Linked DNA regions of Homo sapiens: regions 2 and 3 are each linked to region 1. Evidence: chromatin loops called from intact Hi-C (ENCODE). Cell type or tissue: PC-9. All regions are shown on one strand.

Region 1 (8,000 bases):
CCAGAGGAACAGAAGTCATTATTTGAAAAAGATACTTGCACATGCATGTTTATAGCAGCACAATTCACAATTGCAAAAATATGGAAGCAGCCCAAATGCCCATTAATCAACAAGTGGATAAAGAAACTGTAATATATATATATGATGGAATATTATGCAGCCATTAAAAAGGAATGAATTAACAGCATTTGCAGTAACCAGGATGAGATTGGAGACTATTATTTTAAGTGGAGTAACTTAGGAATGGAAAATCAAACATCGTAAGTTCTCACTGATATGTGGGAGCTAAGCTATGAGGATGTAAAAGCATAAGAATGATGCAATGAACTTTGGGGACTTAGGGGGAAGAGTGGGAGGGGGTGAGGGAAGGAAGACTACAAATATGGTGAAGTGTATACTGCTCAGGTGATGGGCCCACCAAAATCTCACAAATCACCGCTAAAGAACTTACTCATGTAACCAAATACCACCTCTACCCCAATAAGTTATAGAAAAACGAAATAAAAATAAAAAGAGTTTTGCAGTACTGTGAAATACTGGAGAAACATCAACAGTGTTTCCTACTATTACCTATGTAAATAATACCAGGGAAGTGTGCATTTCTGAAAGAGATAGCCCAATGACTTCAGAATAATGAATGGTAAAATGATGAGATTTATTGCCAAGTATTTCTTTTTAATTTTCTTTCTTTTTTTCTTTCTTTTTTTTTTTTTTTTTTTTTTTTTGAGACAGAGTCTTGCTCTGTCATCCAGGCTGGAGTACAGTGGTGTGATCTCAGCTCAGCCTCCACCTCCCGGGTTCAAGCAATTCTCCTGCCTCAGCCTCCCGAGTAGCTGGGGTTACAGGCACATGCCGCCATGCCCACTGCTTTTTGTATTTTTAGTAGAGACAAGGTTTCACCATGTTGGCCAGGATGGTCTTGATCTCTTCACCTTGTGATCCACCCACCTGGGACTCCCAGAGTGCTGGGATTACAGGCGTGAGCCACCGCGCCTGGCCTATTGCCAAGTATTTCAAAGTACCCTGAATAAGTCAAGATATCTTATATAAGGTGAAGGTCAAGTGATGTCTCCTAGCTGAGTCAACTGCCCCTAGAACTGAAGAGTTTTCCCTCAAGCATTTAGATGAGAGTAAATCAACAGAAAACTTGAAATCTCTCTCTCCCAAGCAAAGGCTTAGGGTATTGATAAGACACTGGGGAAGGCAAGGACAGACCTCAAATGGCACTTATTCCCAATTATAGTCCTTTCTGGCACTGCAGGTGTTCCTGTGATTAATATGTATTTTTTACCAACGTCCTTCAAGGAACAACTCTGGGAGAGGCTCTGTGGAGGAAGCACATAGCATGAGCCTTCAGTCAAAATAGGTGCAACGTAAACAGTTCAATGCTGGAGAAAAACTTTGTTGACTTGCCAAGTATCACTGAGCTGAGGACAGTGTGCTCCACATGGTGACATATAAGTAATAAACTCCCACAGCTGAGAGATTAGTCTTTGCTTCTTTCTTCCCTGATGAACAAAGATAGATTGTTATTTAAATTCCTGAGGAATGAAAACCTTTGGCTATTCTGTGAGTTCCTCCTCTGGAGAAACTGAAGCCAATGGCCAGTGGCAAATTTGGCTCTGAGCCTGAATTTGGAACACCTCTGAGATGCACAAATACTGAACAAAATATGCAGAAACCATATTCCATGCTTACCTTGGCCCCAGACAGACATCACATAAACACCTGAGTCTTCGCTGAAACTCAGGGAAGAAGATAGAATAGAGAGGAGAGGAAACTCCACCAGAATGAAGAGCTATTTTCCTGGTAACATCAGGCTGTGGTGAGCTGCAGACCAGTAGCTTAATCATTTCAAACCTCATTTACTCCATTTCAAAAATGGAGACACTAATTTGTGATACCAGTCTAACTCCACAGAGAAATTCTCCAAAGAATATTAAATAAGAGACATCTATAAAGTAGACCAATTATCCTATAGTCAAGATAAAAAAAACTTTAGAAGTACAGTCAGTGTCCTCCAGTTAGCCATGAAAAATTCACTGGGGCTCCTGCAGTGTGACCTTGGACTCCAGCTGTATTCTTTCAAGAGGGTACCTTTGACTCCACAGTTGACTTTCCTGCCGTTCAGTGTCTTCTTCACTGTTTCTCATCTCTGTGCCCTGTTGCAAATAACTCATTCAAGCCATGGATCTCTTTTCTTGTATCCTTATAACTTCCCCTGGCAGATACCCTGCAACGTGTTGCCAAAGGCGTCTGCCTTTTTTTCATCAAGGTGTTTCTCCATTTTTCAGCGACTATTTCCTTGGCAATCACATGCACACACACATACACACAAACTCACACAAAAAATAACTGTCTCCAACCTCTACTATAGGTTTAAAAAAACCTTTTGGCCAGGTGCGGTGGCTCACGCCTGTAATCCCAGCACTTTGGGAGGCTGAGGCGGGTGGATCACGAGGTCAGGAGATCGAGACCATCCTGGCTAACATGGTGAAACCCCATCTCTGCTAAAAATACAAAAAAATTAGCCAAGCGTGGTGGCGGGTGCCTGTAGTCCCAGCTACTCGGGAGGCTGAGGCAGGAGAATTGCGTGAACCCTGAAGGCGGAGCTTGCAGTGAGCCGAGATCGTGCCACTGCACTCCAGCCTAGGTGACAGAGCGAGACACTGTTTCAAAAAAAAAAAAAAAAAAAAAAAGACTTTTAAAATAAATGTTAGTGGGGAGACAAATTATCTTAGTGAGGTGGTGGTGGGATTTGTTATTGTGATGACATTCCCAAACTATAGATCCTAGGAAGAGAACAAAATTAAATCAGAGTGTCTGATATGGTTTGGCTATGGCCCCACCCAGTTCTCATCTTGAGTTGTAATTCCCATAATCCCCACATGTTGTGGGAGCGACCCGGTGGGAGGCAATTGAATCACGGGGGTGATTTCCTCCATGCTGTTCTCATGATAGTGAGGGAGTTCTCATGAGATCTGATGGTTTTACAAATGTCTGGTATTTCCCCTGCTGGCACTCATTCTCTCTCTTGCTGCCCTGTGAAGAGGTGCCTTCCACCATGATTATAAGTTTCCCGAGGGCTCCCCAGCCATGCGGAACTGTGAATCAATTAAACCTCATGTCTTTATAAATTACCCAGTCTTGGGTATTTCTTCATAGCAGTGTGAGAACGAACTAATACAGTGTCTCTGTAGCAAATTAACAAATTGAAAAAGTAAACAAAAACAAAAAAACCTATATTTAATCTAGTGGAGAAGAAAAGAAGCCATGTGCATAAATCACTAGCCCTTTTTCAAGTGCAGTGTCTTGGAGGATCCTAGAGACAGACTTCCTGGGTTCAAACCCTGGTTCTGCTGTGTATCAGTCTTGTGGCCTTGGGCAAGTTATTTAACCTCTCTAGGCCTCAATTTCCATCTACAGATAATGTAAAGTACTAGTATTAATCCATAGGCTTATTTTAAGGGTTAAATAGAATAACATATTCAGGACACACATATATGCCTGGCACATAATAAACATTTGTACATATTAGTTATTATTAAGGTGAATTGGGTTTGAGAGATTGGTTTGTTTAAACAAAGATAATTAAAAGCTACTTGAAGGTAGAATAAAAGAGCTGTATGTTTGTGAGGTATTATGGGCTTAACAAAGTGCCTGGCACCACGTAAAAAGAACAAAGATATTATAACTACCAAGACATAGCCAAAAACTCAGTTGGCTGGAAGAGAGTGCTAAAAAGCTCTGTCCCTTATGAGCACAGCTGCGGGACTGCAAGGGCGTACGGTTGAGAGTGCGCGATAGGTGAGCGAATTATGTCAACCATATAAAACCTACCTGCGCTAATGGTAGGACAACAATATTGTTCTAGTTTGCAAAGATCAGCATATTCTCCAGACAGAGAACACTGCTAAAAAGACAGTAGCATAATGCATCTCTCTGGAATACACACATACAACCCTCTCCTCCACGTCCCAACCAAGGTAATCAAGTTCTTTCATTGTAAAGAGTGCAATGAAAATGCCAGAGGCATCATCAAATTGTGAATCATATAATGCCAAAAGGTACCCAGGGATGACCTCACCTAGCCCCATTTGTGGGAGGAGGAAATGGGGGTGGGTGGAGGTTGCTGACAGAACAGTTGTCCCGAGGCCACACAGCCAGTGATCGGCAGAGCTGGACTAAGAAGGCTTACTGATTCTAACTCTTCGCTGTGCTACACTGTCTCCCATTCCCACACCCATCTCCACCCACCTCAAAATCTTAAACCAGATGGCAAATCCAGCTTCTCCTGGACCCCTAGAAGATACTCCTTCTCTGAGCTGTCACATCCTCGGGGCCTTCTAACGCCTTGTTCACTGCTGCCACCTAGGGAATTTCAGTGAGTTTTCCTCCTTAGGCTGTTGCCTTAGGTGCTCAACAATGGCCATGCACCTCCGTCCTATTCAAGGCCTATCTCCTTAATTAATCATCCAAGTCACTTCATGCTCAGCTCACCAATTAGCAGAGCTATTCACAGTGCAGGCATTCAGATGATACACATCTGACCTTGCTGATGAACACATCTTTTTGTTTGTTCTTTGAAATATTGTTAGGGAACTACTCAAATGCTTTGGGTTTAAAAATATTACTCCAATAATACTGAGTAGTTGCTGAGTTCTAGTTTAATATCTGATTCTTTTCAAGGTGCTGGTGAGAAGGAGCTCATCTACTTCATCCCCAGCATTGCAAGCAGGAGAATATCAGACCTATTTACTCAGGTTCAATGTGTCCAGATCTATTAACTGAAGTTCAGTGTTAGTCATACTTCCACTTTCCCCTGACCACTCCCTCTTTCCTCATTTTATAGCCAGATGCTAGCGTTTAGCAATAAAGTAGCCATTCATTCCCTCAACCTTAATTACTTGATAGTATCCATTGAAACAGAAACACACATGAACTAAATCCCTAGTGATGAAGTCCATTGCTTGACCATAAAAATGATAAAACAGACTCCTGACAAACAATAACAGTCCAGGTTGACTTCCTATGCAATTAAAACCAGACTCCTGGAATTTCCAATTCAAGAACAGAATACATGGAAATAATCAGAGTTGATTATTTTTCTAAGCAGGGAAGGTTAGAAAGCTTCCTGTTTTAGAATGTAAGCACTCTTTTCCAGCTTCATCATTATACCATGCCACATAAAGATATGACTATACCCCTTTTCACTATTCTTTCAGTTTTTAAAGGTCTGATTAGTAGTACTATAGCCCTGAGTATTTCTCCATAGATTCAATTATCTCCCTATGCACAGTATAGCATAGTGGTTTAAATACTCGGGCTTAGGGGCAATTAGACCTAGGTTCCAAACCAGGCTCTACTTGGGTGTGTAATCTTGCAAAAATTTCTTAACATTCCTAAGCTTCAGGTGCCTCATCTATGAAATGGCAGTAAAAATACTAACTTCACGGTAAATTTTCTGTGAGAATTGAAGATATAAAAGTTTGGTGTTGAGCACATTGCTTGGCCTATAGTAAGTAATCAGTAAAAGTTAGCTGGTATTGTAATTATCATCGTCATCATTCATATAACCATTGCCAATGTAAGATCCTCAATTACAAGGAGAAGCCAGAGAAAAGGGAAGGAGATTTCAAGTAGTTCTGGTAGACAGTGGCTTTGTAGCTAGGACTAAAAAATACATTCAATTTTAAGTCAGAATGCCTGAATTTAAATCCCAGATCTATATGAAGGTACTTAGCTTCTCTGGTCCTCGGTTTCCTTATCTGTAAAATGGAGGTGGTAATAGCAACTGGCAGATTGTTGTAAAAATTAAATGAGATAATGACACTGAACGTTTCAAGCCCAACACCTGCCCCAATGGCAGGCAAGCTTTCTTGCTTTTGCCTAATGAATATTTTAGGGCCCTTGCCCATGGTCTAACTTCTGCTTCTGACTGTCACCTCCTGCAGATGAGATGAGGGTGGCAAATCTGGATGCAGGACGCTCTGGGAGAACCTGGCAATCACACTTTCAATCTTTTGATCCGATAATCCCAAATACAAAGAAGAAGGCCCTCAGCAGTTCTCTATTAGGTATAAAAGGGAAGAAAGCCAGTTACAATGGCTGGAAGACCTTAGAGGAAAGGAGGCCCCGGGAACATGGGGACTAACAGCAAATCCTGGTACTGGCCACAAGCCACAAATTTGTGTAGGGGTAGGGAAGAGGATAGGGGATGGCTGGAGCCTGAGACCTGGTGTTTCCTATGATCAGTGCACCTAGCTTGATGACTCATGTTCTTCTAGCTTTTGGCAGCCTAGACTGGTATGTCACTGAAATTTAAAAGCTCCCTGAAATATAGGCAGCATTTTCTCTCCAGCTGTATTTTGAAAAGATGACACAATTTGGATGCAACCTTGTTTTCCAACCTGAAGCAATATTCAGACAGTGTGTTGATGTTTTTAAGTCAGTAGGTGTGTCTGTTTAGTATGTGTGTGCATGCGCGTAAAACGCTCTCCCTCGTGATGCAAAACATGCCCTTTTTCTAATGCCCACGAAAGAAAGTTATCTTAAAGTGAACAATTATTTGTTTGGGATGTCACACTCCAGAACTCTCCACCAGCTAGTCTATTGGGCCCGCTAGCTTCACAGAAGTCAAGGCCAGGTTAATGCATACTATATTATTAGCGAAATAACTAGGTCTTTAACACCTCTCCCTCCAAAAAACAAACACACAAAACAGCTTTAACTTTCATCCCTCTCCAATACCACACTGAATGCCCCACCCTAAGCCATAGCCCTATAACCTCCTCCTCCCCTCTCCTCTTCTGAATGAGAAACCATGAGTGCCCCCTAGTGGTTCAATGGCCGTAATTGCACTCCCCAGCTTTTTGTTTGCCTAATTACTAAGTTTTACCAGCAGGGTTGCAGCCAAGTTCAAGTGTCAAGTTCAAGAACATTTTTGTACTGCCATGTGGTGATTCTGTTGCAGCTAATAAAGAGCTTAAAAGTCTTTGGGTCTGTGAAGCATAATCTCAGCTTTTTCTGTTTGGCGGATCTTCTTAGGTTCTCCTTGGTTCTGCACAGCTGATAATGTGAGAGGGGTTGCTGCTCTCCTCTTGCCGCAACCCCCACCCCAGGCCTTCTCACTCCCAAAACCTACCAAAACGTACCAAGCTGCCTCTTTGAATCTGCTGGCGTGGTAAGGGGAATGGTGTGGCGCATGTGAAAGAGATTGTCCCAAATGGGCAGAACCTTGGGACCCCAGCAAAATCCTGTGTTTAAGTTCTGGCCCAATTGCCAAAGTTCATCCCCAGTTCTTGTTTCAGACTAGCTCAGAAATTCGTCTCATTGATCCCTTTAAGGGCTTTTGTATGCGACTCTGCCACATCAAGAAAATAGCTCTACTACCACCCACTCAGAATATTTGCAGAATTTGCTTTCTTGAGATACGATCATAGCAAAAGCCATGCAGGAATCCCCACTTACCACAGAGGTCCATTTCCAGACATCTCATTGTGACCCCACTCCTCTGATGGCTGCAGACTCAGTCCCCAGAGGAGGAGCTCCTTGAGGCAGGGGTTGAAACATTTTTATAAATTATTATCCCCAGCATGTGGCACAGGGCCCAACATGTAGTAGGTGATCACAAAATTTTCTGTCAGGGAAAGCGTTAAAGTACTGAACTACTCTCCCAGTCCCCAAGCCCATTCTGATGTTAAACTCCTAATTCCCAATGTGACTGTTTTTGGAGTTCAAGCCTTTAGGGAGGTAATTAAGATTAAGTGAGGTCCTAAGGGTTGGTCTATAATCTGAAGGACTGGGGTTCTTATAGGAAGGAGAAGAGACACCAGAAATTTCTTTCCTTGCGTGCTCACAGAAAAAGGGTTATGTGAGGACACAGGAATAAAGTGGCTGTCTACAAAGAACAGGAAGAGAGGCCTTACCAGAAACCAACCTGATCACACCATGATCTTGGACTTCCAACCTCCAGAACTGTGAGAAAACACATTTCTGTT
Region 2 (8,000 bases), 220 kb before region 1:
GGGGCTCAGAGACAAAAGCGATTACTCTCCAGGGAAGCAGCAGAGCACTCTTATCTAGGGCCTTTTGCCAAAATAGGGTCATTAAAAGGGTAACGACTAAAATCCCTCATGACTGACCTGCTTGAATGGATGGTGGTTAAGCCATGAGGGAATTGGCCAGATGCCTTAAAAACAATTCTCCATTTTTGTCTCATGATTCATGAAAATGAGTACCTGATGCTTTCTTCTAGAAGGACCCCAAGCTCATCAGTGCCCCTGACTCTTGCCTCTGAGCAGATTCAAAACCTGAGAAACCAAAGACACTGTGATAGCCTGGCTAGAGGCTCGTCTGGAACTTTCCAAAGGGAGCAGTACCTTTGAGCAGCAGGAAGACAGAAAATAAGACACACAACCAGAACCTAGCATTACCATAGGCACACCATAAAGATCTATTAAACAAACAACCTGCTGCTAGGATCCTACCAATTGGACTGGAAATTTATAAGCAAATTATCTATGAGTAAATTATCCTCTAGGTATTTAAATTTCAAAAGGAAGAAGGAGGATGCTGACCTAAGCATGCTCATTTTATTCCTAAATTTACAATAGAATATAGCACTTTCCCCACTCCTACCCCATGCAGAGTAAATAAAGTTGCCTAATCAGTGAAACTATGGAGTCAAGACAGAGGTCAGGACTGTCAAACCAATGGAGTTCCTTGACATGGAAGGAATCGTTAAAGCAAACAGTTCTTCCCATTTATTATGTGTTTCCTTCCTTTAATTACATTCACTTTCCTAAATTAATTTATTTTAAAGAGGTTTTCATCACTACCTTAAATAGAAAACTGATATCAGTTGCCATAAATACAAGGCAACTATTTAAACAAACACAATGAGAATAAAACAATGCTATTATAGTCAAGATAAATACCTTTGCCTTCCCAGGAACCGAAGGCTTGCTTTCTCCTTGTTAAAAAGGAAATTAGCAGCTGTTAGTGAGGTGTTAAAGACATTGACATCAAACTGTCTTTCTCCATAAAGTAACCAAAAAGATTGAATGATAAGTGGAAAAGGGATAACCTTCCCACTAGGTGATTACAGGCCATTTAATGTTGAGTCCTAGTACCATCTAAATCAATATTTCTCTAACTCTAACGTGCATAGAAATCATCTAGGGAACCTTGTTAAAAATGCATAATTAGATTCAGTAGGACTGGGGTGGGACTCAAGAGCTCGCATTTCCAGCACAATCCCAGTGACACTGATGCTCCTGATTCTTGGACTACTCTTTGAGTAGCAAGGATCTTTGAATAGCAAGTGCCTTTGATGCTGTATTTTCCATATTTTGGGAGATACTAGCTCTTATTTTAAAGATGAGAAAAGTTAGGACTCAGAGGGTTTGACTAACCTCGGTTAGTTTTCTTGTTCTAACAAGTGGAATGTGGAAGTGTTGATTATTTATTCAACATATTCTAGACACTTGGGATACAGCCATGAACAATACAGAAATAGCTTTGTATTAGAACTATTTAGTTGGTAGGTGAGCCAGAGCTAAAACTTACATTTCACAGATCTGTCTCCAAGTCTGGGTGCTCCTTCCCAAAAGATCTGTAAAATATCTTGCTTACTAGGGCCAAAAACCCACCCCTTTTCAAGGGGCCACAACATGAAGGCCAAGGCTTAGACTGCTATATTCTATAGGTTATTCTGTGTAAATACAAAATAAAAGCCAATACTTGGACTGTTGTATTCAATATGTTAGTCTGTGGTAATGTACATGCTCAAACTTTCAGTAGTTTGAAATAACAAAAGTTTATTTACTGTTCACATTATGCACCCACTGTCAGTCACTGTGGGCTCCGCTCCATGTAGTCACTCAATACTATCTTATGATGTCCTGTCTCAGCCTAACGCTTCAGAGTTCACCCTGGGTGGCAAGACCAGGGCTGAAGGACCTTGTACCAGCAACTAAATGCTCTGTGCTGAAAGTGATGCACATCACCATGGCCCACAACTCATAGTCCAGGATGGCTCATATGACCCCACTGCAATCACAAGGTGAGTAGGGAGGAATAATACTTTCTTCTACATGTAATGAGAGTAGAATCAGATAAAGTAAACGGTAAAAGTCTCTACCATATAGGTTTTTTTTTTCCATCACTAACAGTCCTTGATTCTGTCCTCTCAATTACTCTTCTCTTAATCTTTCCTAACTAAGTTTCCCAGAACAATGGGCCACCATTTGTCCATTTTTCCCCGAGTTCTCATCATACATAGGGAAAAGGCAGGCAAATGGCAGCGGGAATGCAGAATGTCATTTTGGTGACAGCAGGGGCATCAAAAGAGGTAGGTCAGTCAGGGAAAGTGGTCGGGGTGATTGCAGGGGAGAGGGGGCAGAGAAAAAGGGAAGGAAAGAAAACTATCACTTCTTGAGGGCCTACTAAGTGTTAGGCCCTGTATTAAGACATTTAAATAATTTTGTACTCATAATATTCTTGTCAAGTTGTTATCATCCTGCTTTACACACAAGGAAACAGAGGCTCAGAGGGCTTATATAATTTTTTAAGGTCAAAATAGAGAATAAATCAGGATCAATGCCAGACTGCAAATTTAGAATCTCTCCCAGGAAGTCTAAGAAAGGGAGCCAGGCAGCACTGGCTCTGGAGAATGGGCCACTTGTTCACATTGACATTGGAATTCCTGAGATTTGGCTTTGCTGTATTAGGCATGTGCAGACAAACAGCTGAAACATCCAAATTCTATAGTGGCTACTACATGAGATGCCACAGTCTTCCACTGAGGAGAGATGTATACATGAGTTCCCATCATGCTACAAGTTGATTCCACTCCCCATTCTTTTTCACCACATGAAAACGTCTCTTATGTCAGTATATCTGACATAAGAGCAATGGTTGCAGTAAATAATCTAAGGATATGATCAAGCAGGCATTCCAAACGTACAATTAAAAATCTATAATAAACATTAGGAAAAACTTTGCAATATATTAAGAGACCTATCTCACAGTATAGAAGGGAATAGATGCTTGGAAGTTTACCCTGTCTGGGCTGTAGGAGGATATGATATTCACAGCTAGCATGGGTGTTGGGGAGTCGTTCTCTGGAGCCTGAGAGTGATGGGGTCTAGAATTGTCCCATATACTGCTGAGATCATGGTGGGAAGGAGCAGGGAGTCAAACTGACCTAGGTTTGTATCCAAACTCAACTATGAATTAATGATGTGTTATTTGGCAAATCATTCCAGTTTTCTGAGGCTCAGTGTACTAACCTCTGAGAGGGCATAATAATGCCTGACTGTAGAATTGTGAAGTTTGGAAATAATATGCATAAAGTGCCTGGTGGTTATCATTGTTCAATATTGATGACTATTCTTTGTGTTGTTAACAATAAGAAGATGGATATGAAGGGGACTAAATAGGCTCAGCCACTATCTACTTGAGTGAGCTCAGCCATGGCAGCTCCCCATGCTGAGTCTCATTTATTCTTCACAAAAATGAGGGAATGGGAATAGGTTTCTTCAAACAACTCTTCCATTGACTCAACACTACAAGCCAAGAGTTGTGTGGTTTTCCCGGGGCAGGGTAGGGAGTAGTTCTGGTGAGCGGCCACACTGAGTGCAGCAATGAGAAGAGTGCCAGCTCATGCTGAATAAAGGAGACCCTGGGCCCACTGGCAGAGTTCCCGAGCCTCAGGTGTTGCAAACTTCATTTTCTGGCCATTGCCACCAGCCAATGACTCATTACAACAAGAGACAATGAGGAAATGACCACAGGTCAAGAAGTAGCCTTTTAAGCCAACTTTGCATGTATGAAAGGTCACATTGTTGAGGAAGCATTCACAGCAACAGCTTTGAATACAAAACAAAAATGTCAACAAGCACAGACAGAATTGGAGGGAAAGAAATGATGCTCACTCTAATGGGATTGTTAGCTTGCTCCAGTCTTGGCAGTCCATGTGATTGCCACCAAGTGCATAATGTATTATACTTGGTAGTGGGCCAATTATGTCCGCAGCAAATTCCCTTTAGGAGATGGATAAGCAAATCGCTACGCTCTGAGTAAGCATCCATCGTGTAAAACAGTGATTATTTTATTGTCAGCCTTCTAAAGATATGTATTCACCTGCTGTGTATAAGCTTTCTCCTATTTAATTCAATGACTTTTAGAAAATGAGAGTATTTTATTTTTTTACTCATTTCTTAAAGCTCTTAAGAAGACCAAAGACTCTGCAAAGTGTTCCAGTACATTAGATGAAAATGATGAGACAATTTAGAAACAGGAATTAAGTTCCAGTCTTTATCTCCTCCAGGTCCCAGCTGGGGAAGACCTAAATCATCAACCAGGATGTCTCCTTCCAGAATCCTCAGGGAAGGAGAGTTCACAGCTTGGCTGCCCTACTCCCCCTCCTTCCACAAAATGTTGTAGTGTTTAATCATCCTTGCATTAAGGTTTCCTAAGTCTTATTGTTTCAGGTACCAAGAGTGCCTTTAAGATGACTGAGGGCGAAAACCAGTGTGTTCTGATATGAGGATTCAGTCATTCCACCTGAGTAGCTGCTCCCTGCAGCCACCTGTCTTCAGATTGGCCAATCATTCTGGACTCTGGCCCCTAGCTCTGTGGTCAGCTTGGTCCAGGTCATCTTCCCCATGTGGCTTGGAGGAATTTCTAGCAAACTCCTGGATTTTGAAACATGACTTGGCCTCTTTGACCAAGTCCTGAACCAGACACCAGCTCACTGCCTTCCAGGTCTGATCCTGTAGATTCCTCATTTAATCATCCAGCCAAGCCCTGTGTTATTGTAGAGGAGGCACACTAAATTATTTCTTATTTCAATCTGTGTTTATATATTGGTATTCAATCGAGGCTTTATCTATTAAAATTGTGATCAAATAGGAGGCACTTATTTCATGGATTATGCCATTATAAGAAATAAGGATGGCTTCACTTACACTTACTGTCCCATAATCATCATTGCAATGGTTTGCTTCATCCACGAGGTCTGTTTCCAGTGTTGTGCTTCTCTGCATGTTCTTTGGGATCTCCATCTTCTGATTTGAAGATATGGTGAGGATGATGATGATGACAGTGCAATAAAAATGTCTGTGGCTTCCTTCTCACTCCCCATTCCCTAATCCCCATACCCTGGCTTTATTGGCTGCTGCTGTGTTCACTATGTTTAATGTTGGGAACATTTGTATCAATTAAGGTATCATCGGAAGTACTTTAAACTATAATGGGAAATGAGGCAAACTTAATCCTATCTCACAATAGCTTAAAGGCTGTCATTGTTTTGTCCAGAACAGATGCTGACAATGGCTGGTTTAACAAGCAAATACCCATCTCCTTTGAATTCTATAAGTAAGATTTGCCATCCCTGATTCTTTATTAAATGAACTCTGCATAAAACTTGGGTCATCTCTCATATGCTAATGCTTTCAGCTGGTTGGGAATCCTTATCAAACAAGAGAAATTGGGTCAGTGTGAAAGAGAGCAATGATAGAATGTTTGCCTTACTCAGAAAGGTGACATGACCTCTGGCTTTGAAAAGGCAGTGTGTCTATCAAGGGAATAGCATTGAATATATTTTGAGAATTAGGCCTTTTTTCATATCTGGTAAGTGGATTACAAGATAAAGGAATCTCAAATTATATATATTGTGTATATGTTGGTCTAGGTTGGAAGAGTGATGGCAAAATAACCACCAATGATGTGAAAAATGGAAATAACTGCTGTGGCCAGAGGTCTCCCCTGATTAGGCTAGGGCTAGTTTAGGATCTTTGTGGAGGAAATGCTTATGTGGACAAACAGAAAAAGATGCTAATTAAAAAGCATTTCATTCTTTTGGTGCATGTTATTTCAGCCTCAATAGGAAGGCTAGAAGACTTAATTTTAAAACAATTTTATTGTAGTAAAATATATATAACACAAAGTTTACCATTTTTAATCATATTTAAGGATACAATTTAGTGGCATTAACTATAGTCACATTATTGTGAAACCATCGCCACTATCCATCTCTAGAACTTCATCCCAAACTGAAGTTCTGTACCCATTAAGCAAAAACTTTCCATACCCTTCTCTCCCAGTCCCTGGCAACTAGCATTTTACTTTCTGTCTCTATGAATTTGACTACTTTAGGCCCTTCATATTAGTGTAATCATACAGTATTTGTCCTTCTGTGATGGGCTTGCTTTACTTACCGTAATGTTTTCAAGGTTCATCTATGTTTGCAGCATGTGTCAGAATTTTCTTCCTTTTAAAACTAAATAATATTCCATTGTGTGCAAATAGCACATTTTGTTTATCCATTTATCTGTTGTTGGGCACTTGACTTGCTTTCACATTTTAGCTATTGTGAATGGTGCTGCTATGCACATAGGGGTACAAATACCTCTTTGAGATCCTGCTTTCAATTCTTTTGGGTATATACCAAAAAGTGGGATGACTGAATCATATGATTATTCTATGGTTAATATTTTGAGAAACTGTCATATTCTTTTCCACACTGGCTGCACCATTTTACGATTCTCCCAGCAATGCCCAAGGATTCCAATGTCTCCTTATCATTGCTAACATGTATTTTTTTTAATAGCCATCCTAAATGGTGTGAAACCAAAGACTTTAAAAACAAAAATTATATGGCTAACACTTATTGGGTGCTGACTAGGTGGCAAATGCTCTTCAGGAAGGTCATAGATTTCAGTCATTTATTGACTAACTTAGCCAAAATAAACTTTGAATGACAAAATTAAAGGTAGAATCTGACCTATGCATTCTGCAGAGAGAACTTCTCAACAGTTGCCCTGTGGCCGTTTGTTCAACAGACATCAAACAAACATTTCCTGAGAGCCTACTATGTGTGTGTTAGCCAGGCTAAGCCTTTGTGATAAAAGAAAAAAGAGGAGGAGTAGAGCTACCTAAAACCCTGAGTCATTTAATAGAACTGAGAAATTCTTCTGTGGTGTAGGCCCTGGGGTTTTGTGTATGAATGAAGGGTACACAGAGCTAGGAGGACGGTTGTTGTCCAGCAGTTTGCCAGTCTTAATGTGGTCTATAATTGAGTGGGCAGTGAGGGGAATGTGGCTGTGACCTGGACTTTTTAGTCTTCCCTGGAAATGGTCCTCTAAATTGGAGGCACATGTAATGGAAAGGTCAGGGACTTCAGGCATAGCTGGGTCCAGGTGCTGAAAGAGCATGATTAGGTATCTGCCTTTATCTCTCAGCTCTGTTTGTTTCTGAGTTAGCTTCATCCTTAGTCAAACTCTCCTCTAAGGTGGCAAATGGCTCTGGGCTCACTTAAAAAAAAAAAAACAAAAAAAAGCAGATTAACACCTCCAGTGGAAGGAGAGTACCTCTTTTCCAACAGTTCTAGCACAAGTCCAGAGCTGACTCTCATTGGACTGACTGGGGTCATTTGCCCATTCCTTAAGCAATCACTAAGTTCAGGGAAATGGAATATGATAATTGTCTGATTTATATCCTGTGCCCACCAAAGTTCTGGAAGGTGGGGTTAGTATCACATAAATCACATGGAGTGGGAGTGGGGTTGGGACATGTTACCAGAAGAAGGAGAAAAAGATCCTAATCAGGTGAAAACATTCTCCAAACTTTATTGACCATGGAATTCTTTTTCTTGAAGTTACTATCCAATAGAATGCAGTCATAAGTTATCCAATTCCCAAATCATTTTGCATAATAATCATGGTCTTGTGCTTAGAGATTCTTACCTGACCCCATTAATGTCATGTGTAAATAAGGACAAAAAGTGTATTGCCTGATTTTTGACACCCCTAAGAACTGCCATATTGATAATAATAATGAATGAATTTTTTTCTTATAGCACCACTCTGCATTTCTTCAGTGCTTTATACTTTATCGAGTTTTTCTTCTGCATACGATCTTATTAGCTCTTAGATGACATCAACTGGAGTCAATTATACAGTCTGGAGTCAACTAACAGACATCAGTTTTCTTGCCATTAGTTGGCAAAATATCATACCTG
Region 3 (8,000 bases), 82 kb before region 1:
ATTTACATTTAAAAAGCACAATGTTTTATAGTTTGCAAACTACTTTTACATGCTTTGCATGATTTAATTCTTTCTTCATTCCTGTGAGGTAGAAAGAGCAAGTACCTAATCCCCATTTTACAAATAGTAAATAAGAAAATTAAGCCTTATTCATTTTTGAAATAAAGAAAATGGTGAAGACTTGAAGGTTTTTCTAGTTTGATTCCCACACCCCCTCTTCTTAGCATTATCCTTGAACATTGACCTGTAATGTCCTTATTAACTGCTTAGTATATTGTGCTAAGTATTATTGGGGTAGGAGGCGGTGAGGAAAATATTGAAGCATACATAAAAGTGTAATACATATTCCTTGCCTTTAGGAAACTTTAGTCAGGTTGGGAATATGTAATCACAGAGAAAAATAGCTATTAATTCAAAGCAGACTTTGATATGGTACATGAAGACTTAGAGCAATAAATAAGGCCTGTGAACATACAGAGGAATGGAGAGATATCAGTCAGAGTCCTGGCAGGAAGCAGATGGCAGATTCAAATTGGGTAATTTGAGGAGAGCTTAATTGTTTAAAAAGTTATTTACAAAGGTGGGTGTTGAGTGGTAGAAAACCAGAGAGAGAGTTCAGTATTTGGGGAGTGAGGGAGACAGTCGATGCTGCTCAGCTTCCTGGGTAGCGGGGAGGAGAGGATGGAGAGCAGACCTGGAGGGATAAACAGAACATACTAGCCCTGGAAGAATCACCATATGCTGAAATGTTGGGGGAAGGCCATGAGGTGGTAAGAATGGACCTTAGCTTTGAAAGAGTAAAAGTAGAAAATATAGGTGTAGAAGAGAGACGAGGGCACTGCATTCAAAGTGAACACAGGACATGAGGGTTCGGATTGGGAAATATGCTCATTCTGGGCTGTCAAAGGGCAGAAAGGGGGACATAAAATTACAAAATAACTAGGGACCAAATTGCAGAGGAGTTGAACACCAAGCTAAGGAGTTTATACCTGATCCTGAGAACAGCAGCCAGCAAACATTTTAAAATAAGTAATGAAGCTGGTATCTTAGGAAAATTAGTCTATATTAATACAAGAACTGGTTTGGAGGAAAGAAGTGAAAGTGGCAGAATGTTCAGCTTAGACACAATATCCCAGCATGAGGTAAAGAAGGGCAGTGAGAAGAAAAAGGGGAAGAAACATACATGAGACATCATGAAGGAAGACTCAGTCCTCTTGAATGCTAGGCTGAGCAACTCATGCTGGCATGTGCTTCCCTCCCAAATGGTAATCCTGATTGAAATGCACCCTAAATAAACTAGGACAAATACTCCTTAGGTTAGACACTCATGGACACAGGGCTGGCTGGAGTGTGAAAACAGCTTGGCCTGGACCCAGAAGATGTGGTTTGAATCACTACTTTGCCACATACAAGCTGGATGTTCTTAAGCAGATTGCCTGGTCCCTCAGCCTCCACTTACATCCTCAAAATGAGACACTAATACTTACCACATAGGATGGTTATGAGAACTCAGTCAGCAAGATTTGTGGACTGCGAGGGACCACATGGGGGTGGGGGTGGTAGCTAACATTATGTCTGACACCTCTGGACACCTTGTCTCTCTGGCCAGGTCAAGTGGAAAGGAAGCAGGCTCTTGCCAAGACATTAACTAAAGCCCCTATTTCTCTTCCTTGCCAAAGCTGCTGTGTGATCAGGTTTGATTGATTACTATAAGCCTCAGCCTTCCAATTATTCCTCCCCTGCAAGTTATGGCTGTATGTTTTATTTGACAAGATAGTATTTATTTATTTTAAAAACCTTGGTTTATTTTCATTCTCCCAGCCCATGACCCCAAAAGATTTTTTTCTGTTGTTTCCCTGAGCTTGCCACTAATGAGCTGAAGATAATTCCCCCCAACCTCCACCCCTTCCAAGTGCTTAGTACTTTTTGGCCTGAGTATTTAGCAACATGTTGAAATACAGATTAAAGCAATGAGCCCATTTAAATAAACCGGTTGTGAAATTTGGTTGTTTTTACGTTTTGAGGTTTCTATGCAGAGCCCTCTATGGATGCCCTAATGAAAGTACCACTTTGATTTTCAGGCAATTTTACATATAATGTTTTCTTCTCTTTAGAGAGTGTCTGCAGATCTGATAATAACTGTAAAATAACATGGCCACACTGAGATACAGAGGGTAAGTAGCTGATTGGCTAGTCTTACTCACCAGCTAAGGCTTAAAGCCATGAAGTCCAAGTTCATGCTTTCACAAGTTACAAATGACCTCCTGCCATGGAACTCTGTGGTTGGCTTTGAATAATTGAAATCATTACTTTAATATCTGTAAGGCCAGGAATCCCCTTTAGTTGATCCCGAAAGCTTGGCAATAATTTGGGTGACGGGGTGATGCAGAAAATAGTAGTTTGTAGTAGAAAATTTGAGTCTCATTGTCCCAATTTTTAAAATTCCTCAATGTTTATAAGTTGATGTTAAACTTTTCATTCAATATCAACTTATAAAAATGAACAAAGCCCAGGCCAGGCGCGGTGGCTCACGCCTGTAATCCCAGCACTTTGGGAGGCTGAGGTGGGCTGATCACGAGGTCAGGAGATCGAGATCATCCTGGTTAACACAGTGAAACCCTGTCTCTATTAAAAATAAATAAATACATACAAAAAAATTAGCCGGGTGTAGTGGTGGGTGGCTGTAGTCCCAGCTACTTGGGAGGCTGAGGCAGGAGAATGGCATGAACCCAGGAGGCGGAGCTTGAAGTGAGCCAAGATTGCACCAGGGCACTCCAGCCTGGGCAACAGAGGGAGACTCTGTCTCAAAAATTAACAAAGCCCTTGTGAAACCCATTGCACTGTGCTAGATGCTTGAGGAGAAAGGTACAGACTTTTAAGATATGGTTCTTCTCCTCTAAGTACTTACTGGGGACATAAGACCCAGGTAATGATGATTAATGATCTTATCCTCTGCTTCGCCTCAGTCACTTACCCGATAATTATACCCCAGACTTGGTCATTTCATGCATCCACTCTTAGACCTACTGATCTCTTCTTTCCATGCCATTCCTCGATACTCCAACTCCAAAAATTCTTCATCCTCACTAGGACCTATGCTCCATCCATTCACCATCCCTCACTCCCATAAAATCTTCAGTTCCCTCTAGACTCAGCTTACATTCTATGGTCCATTATTAAAAACTGCTCACTCATTCACCCTCCAGTACCTTTTCCTTCCTTTCATTCATCACGTCTGCTTGGTAAAACCCTGGTTAAATCCAGTTTCCCTCCTCTTCTACACCCTGCACCCCCACAGCTGATTGTGGCTGGAGAAAATCCCCACAACCACACTGACAAATCTCATTTTAAACTCATGACTAATAACCACAGTGGGCCCATACAGCTGCTGGCAAGGTTTCGTCATTGTCCTGATCAGTCCATTCAATCCTCTACTTTCCTATAACCACTGTACCTTTTCTTGTCTCTCTTCAAATCTCCAGCACCTCCTCCAACTTTTTACCTTTTCCTAATTCACTGGCTTGTGGTGGTGGTGGAGGAGGGTGTGGGTAGGGTTGGTGGAGATAGAAGCTCTCAAAAGAGACCTTCCCTATTCTCCCAACTCCCACTTCTCCCAACTGACTGTCTGTCCATCTATGTCCTGCCTTCTTTCCTGATGTTGTGGATGATCTGTTTGGGTTTCTATCTGAAGCCAAATTTTACACTGTGCACTTGATCCCATCCTTTTTTCCTATCCACAAACTTATTTCCAGCAATTATCTGTTCTCTTTCCTGCTCAAGAATATTTCTTTTTCTATTGAGTCACTGCCAGCAGCATAGAAACATGCTGAATCACCACCCGTCTCACAGAGAAAACCTTCCTTGACCCAACTTTCCCTGTAGTTACTGCTCCCTTTACGGCAAATCTCCTTGAACAAGACTTTTAAGCCCACTACTTCCAATTCCTCTCCTTATAATCTTTCACTCTCAAAATTGCTCCCTGAAAACTGCTTTTATCAATATCTCCAGTGACCTCCACATGATCAAATCCAATAGCCAATTCTCAGTCTTTATCTTATTGAATTTATTGGCAGCATTTTACACCATTGCTTACTTCCTTCTTCAAATGCTTTCTTTGCTTGGCTTCTGAGGCATCACCCTCATTTCTCCTCACTGGTTGCTCCATCTCAGTATCTTTTCCTTGTCCTCCTTATCTTCCCAAGCCCTGCCCACTGGAGTGCCCCAGGAATCACTCTTTCACTGATTTCTCCAGGATCATAGCTTTAAATTTTATTTACTTATTTCATCCCCGAATTCATATTTCAAGCCTAGATTTCGCCCCTTGAAGACCAGACTCATGTCCGGCTGCCTACTCAGTCTCCACTTGGCTATCTAACAGACATCTCAAAGTCAACAGATGCCAAAATGAACACAAGATTCTCCCCCTACTCAAAAACTCCTCCTACTCCTATCTTCTGAATCTTCTCAGTTGTTCAGACAAAAATCCTTGGAGTCATCCTTGACTCCTTTCTTTCTTGTCGCACCACATCAGATAATTTTTTTGAAATTCCTTCTTCAAAATATAACCAAACTCTGACCACTTTCCAACACCTCCATTACTACTATCTCTTCTAAGCTGCCATTATCTCTCACTTCTTATTGCAAAAATCCCTTAACTTTGTTTTTCCTTCTCTCCTTATTCCTCTGAAGTCTATTTTCAACCCAGCAGATGGAGTGAACCTTTTTTTTTTTTTTTTAAAAATCTAAGTAAAATAATGTGACTTTTTTCCTCAAAACCCTCCCATGGCTTCCTGACTCTCTCAGTTTAAAAATCAAAATCCTCTTCATCACCTGCTGGATCCTACCTTTCTGTCTTCATCTCCCACCACTCCCTCTCTGGCTCACTCTGCTCAGCCACACTGGTGTCCTTCCTAGAACATGTCAGGCTTGCCTCAGGGCCTTTGCATGGGTTAGATCCTTTACCCTGAGATTTTATCACACAGGTTCCCCATGGCTCACTCCTTCTACTCCAGTGTCCCCTCAGTGAGGCCTTTCTTGACCCTCTGCCTTGACACGAAATCCTATCTCTCCCACCCTGGCGCTCCCTTTTCTTCTTGCCCTATTTTATTTTTCTTCATCGTACTTAATCATTATTTGATTTGCTACATCTTGTTATTTGTTTATTCCCCTCTCTCCTCACTATACCGTAAGCTTGGTGAGAAAGGATATTGTGTTCACGGCTGTATTTCCAGAACCTTGAATAGTGCCTGGTACAGAGTAGGTACTCAGGAAATATTTGGTGAATGAATGAATTAATGAGTGAATGAATTCAAAATAATGAACACCTATGGCCATTACTGCTGTTTCAGAGAAGGTAGAGTATCACAGACTGGAGTCAGAGAAGGCTTTGATGAGCTGGTAAGTCCAGGCACTATAGGATGAATGGGCTTTTGAACAGGGTTAGGAAAAAGCATTCATGTGAGGGAGGATGTTAAAAAGCTGAAGAAAAAGAACTCCAACAACATTTATTGAGCACTTACTACATGTCAAATACTTTACATTCATTATCTCATATTATCCTCATAATGACTATAATAGAGAGGTATTATTATTTCCATGTGAGAAATGAGGAAACTATGTTTTAGAGATTTTTTTAAAAGCAGCTTTCCCATAAAACCTTTAGTTAGTAAGTTGTAAGCCATTCTTGTAATTGAGTTTTAGCTGACTCCAGGCCCATTTTCTTTCTCTTTTTATATCTTATCATCATTATCATCACCATTCCTAATACTATTTAAGTCTCTGTACTCTCCACCTGGCATGCTCCCTCCCATACTACCTGAATGGTGACCTTTGGTAGTGCTCAACTCAGTGATACATAAATAATATAAATAATAACAAAATGTATTCTCAATTTTTTCTCATCAACCCCAGGAAGGTTAAGCCTCCTTGAACTTACTTAAATTGGTGGCAGCACGAGCTTTCAGCATCATGGCCAGCATGACCAAGCCATTTCCCTGGTGTTCCCCTCAGCATGAAACATCTGTCTACTTATTTCTTTGCTGAGCCTGAATGGAATATTCCATCTCTGAAAAATAAACTTTGTGTTTAAATTGAAATCTTTATTCCTATCTGGCAAATTGGCTATATATCCTCAACAATTGGAAGGAAGTGATGTATCTGCTGCCATCAGCTACAAAGCACTGGACGCCCACTGTGCTATTTATTAGATTTACATGAATTCCAGGTGAATCTGATCCAGTGGCTACAAAAAGTGAGTATAAATTAATTGTTATTCTATTCCTCCAGAATGCCTGATATGGAAAAAGCAATTGAATCTGAGCACAGTTGGAAATTTAAAATGAAGTTTTGTTCGGCACTGAAATTCATGAGACTGCCAGAAAGGAGAGAAGGAAAAAATTTTTTTTTCTTCTCTCTTTTTTTTTTTTTTTACAAAATCCATTGCTTTTGATAATAAAGTAAAAAACATTTATTAGTCAACTTTGCTGGGGGCAACAAACAACCCTAAAATTTCGGTTACTTACAACAAAGGTTTACTTTTTATCACGTTACATGTTAGTTATAGGTCATTGTGGGGTCAACTGTGGGGCTGCTCCATGGATAACATTCATTCCAGAACTCAGCTGGAGGAGCAGCTCCTCTATGGAATAAGCCATTCTGGTGGCAAAGGGAAAAAAGCTAGAGAGCTGTTGTCAACAGGGAGTGGCCTGAAGGCATCTGTTCACAGGTCACATGAGTGAGTCCCATGTCAGTGGGGCAGAAATGTGTACTCCTCTCATGGTGGGCACTAACAGTCCAATGGCAATGACTGGAGATGTGTAATTCTCTCACAGGAAGGAAAAGTGAAGCACTGGGAAGCATAATAAAAATCTACAGCACACTCCTTATCTTAGCGTAAAACACAGCTGGCCTCGTCTCCCACCATTCCTTATCTTGTCTGTGCTCTGGCCACATTGAATGGTCTCCTTTCTCCCTAAACACATGATGCCACACTTTCATGTCTGTTTCCTATGCTGGAAATGAAATTCCCTTCATTTTCTGCCAAACAGAGTGGCTCTCTGCCTGCAAGGTCCAGTTCACATTCTGCCTACTTTATAAAGCCTTTCCCAACTCTCCAGTTGAAATTAAGCACTCCTCCTTTGGAGCAAATGGGGCAGACTGGCTGTACATCCAGCTCTAATTCAATCTTACTTGGTCAGTCTGGTAACTTCCTTGGTAAGTTCTTTATTGGTAAGTCTGGATAAAAAGCTACTGAAGGTTGGGAGGCCAAGGCGGGTGGATCACTTGAGGTCAGGAGTTCAAAACCAGCCTGGTGAACATGGTGAAACCCCATATCACTAAAAATACAAAACAATTAGCCGGGTGGTGACTGTGGCAGGGGCCCATAATCCCAGCTACTCTGGAGGCTGAGACAGGAGAATTGCTTAAACCCAGGAGCTGGAGGTTGCAGCAAGCTGAAATTGCACCACTGCATTCCAGCCTGGGCGACAGAACAAGTCTCCATCTTAAAAAAAAAAAAAAAAAGCTATGAAGGGCAGAGACTAGGGATTCCTTTTCCTGGGGCCCCTCTCCAGCCTCTTTGGGGTCAGAGTCTTGACCATAATACATGTTTAATAAACTCAATCGAATTACTAAAAATGTACATATTCACCATCAAGCTTACCCTTAGTGTGAAATTATAAGTCTTTTCTATAGCAGGCATATGCAGCAAACCATGTGGAGAAATCTGTTAGCACTCTTCTTCAGTCACAACAGTCGTGAAGATTATCCTCTTGGTTCTGCAATATAGACCCTACCCATTGTGTGTGTGTGTCTGTGTGTGAGATTCCTACCTTCCCACCAATAAAAGCATTTTGGATACCATGTTTTCACAGGAACACTGCTTCCCTTGCCAATGATAGCTGCTTTAAGAAGTGCTGTTTCTTTTCCTTCATTTTCCCTGCAGCATCATCTCTCATTTGGCATTCTGTGTGAAGCTCTTGTTTATGGCCACACAGTAGGAG

The links. Peaks named below come from ENCODE experiments on the same cell type or tissue, not always from the same donor. Only the 100,000 strongest peaks of a DNase experiment are listed, where the experiment ranks them.
Region 2: it touches region 1 in a loop (5-fold over the local background); 6 of 110 quality-filtered maps call a loop at or near these places.
Region 3: a loop joins it to region 1, with 7 times the contacts of the local background. A loop is called at or near these places in 8 of 110 quality-filtered maps.

Annotation. Positions count from the first base shown.
Region 1 is chr3:170,805,319-170,813,318 of GRCh38, forward strand. The region is part of intron 2 of LOC105374211 (a long non-coding RNA gene); the gene reads left to right. Among named protein-coding and RNA genes, the nearest start is that of RPL22L1, 61 kb to the right of the region's middle. In PC-9, CTCF peaks have their summits at 4,370, 4,572, 6,818 (motif pointing left) and 7,017; DNase peaks (open chromatin) are centred at 4,393, 4,803, 6,293, 6,853 and 1 weaker place; H3K27ac peaks cover 656 bases.
Region 2 is chr3:170,589,227-170,597,226 of GRCh38, forward strand. The region is part of intron 2 of SLC7A14-AS1 (SLC7A14 antisense RNA 1); the gene reads left to right. Among named protein-coding and RNA genes, the nearest start is that of SLC7A14, 7.2 kb to the left of the region's middle. In PC-9, no CTCF peak of the experiment used is centred here; a DNase peak (open chromatin) is centred at 3,775.
Region 3 is chr3:170,723,446-170,731,445 of GRCh38, forward strand. SLC7A14-AS1 (SLC7A14 antisense RNA 1) reads left to right here. Exons shown (of 6, transcript NR_135556.1): 4 at 2,115-2,174; 5 at 5,911-6,250. The region is part of intron 1 of LOC124906302 (a long non-coding RNA gene); the gene reads right to left. Among named protein-coding and RNA genes, the nearest start is that of SLC7A14, 140 kb to the left of the region's middle. RefSeq lists a silencer at 6,755-7,049. In PC-9, no CTCF peak of the experiment used is centred here; DNase peaks (open chromatin) are centred at 3,356 and 3,816; H3K4me3 peaks cover 337 bases; H3K27ac peaks cover 2,142 bases.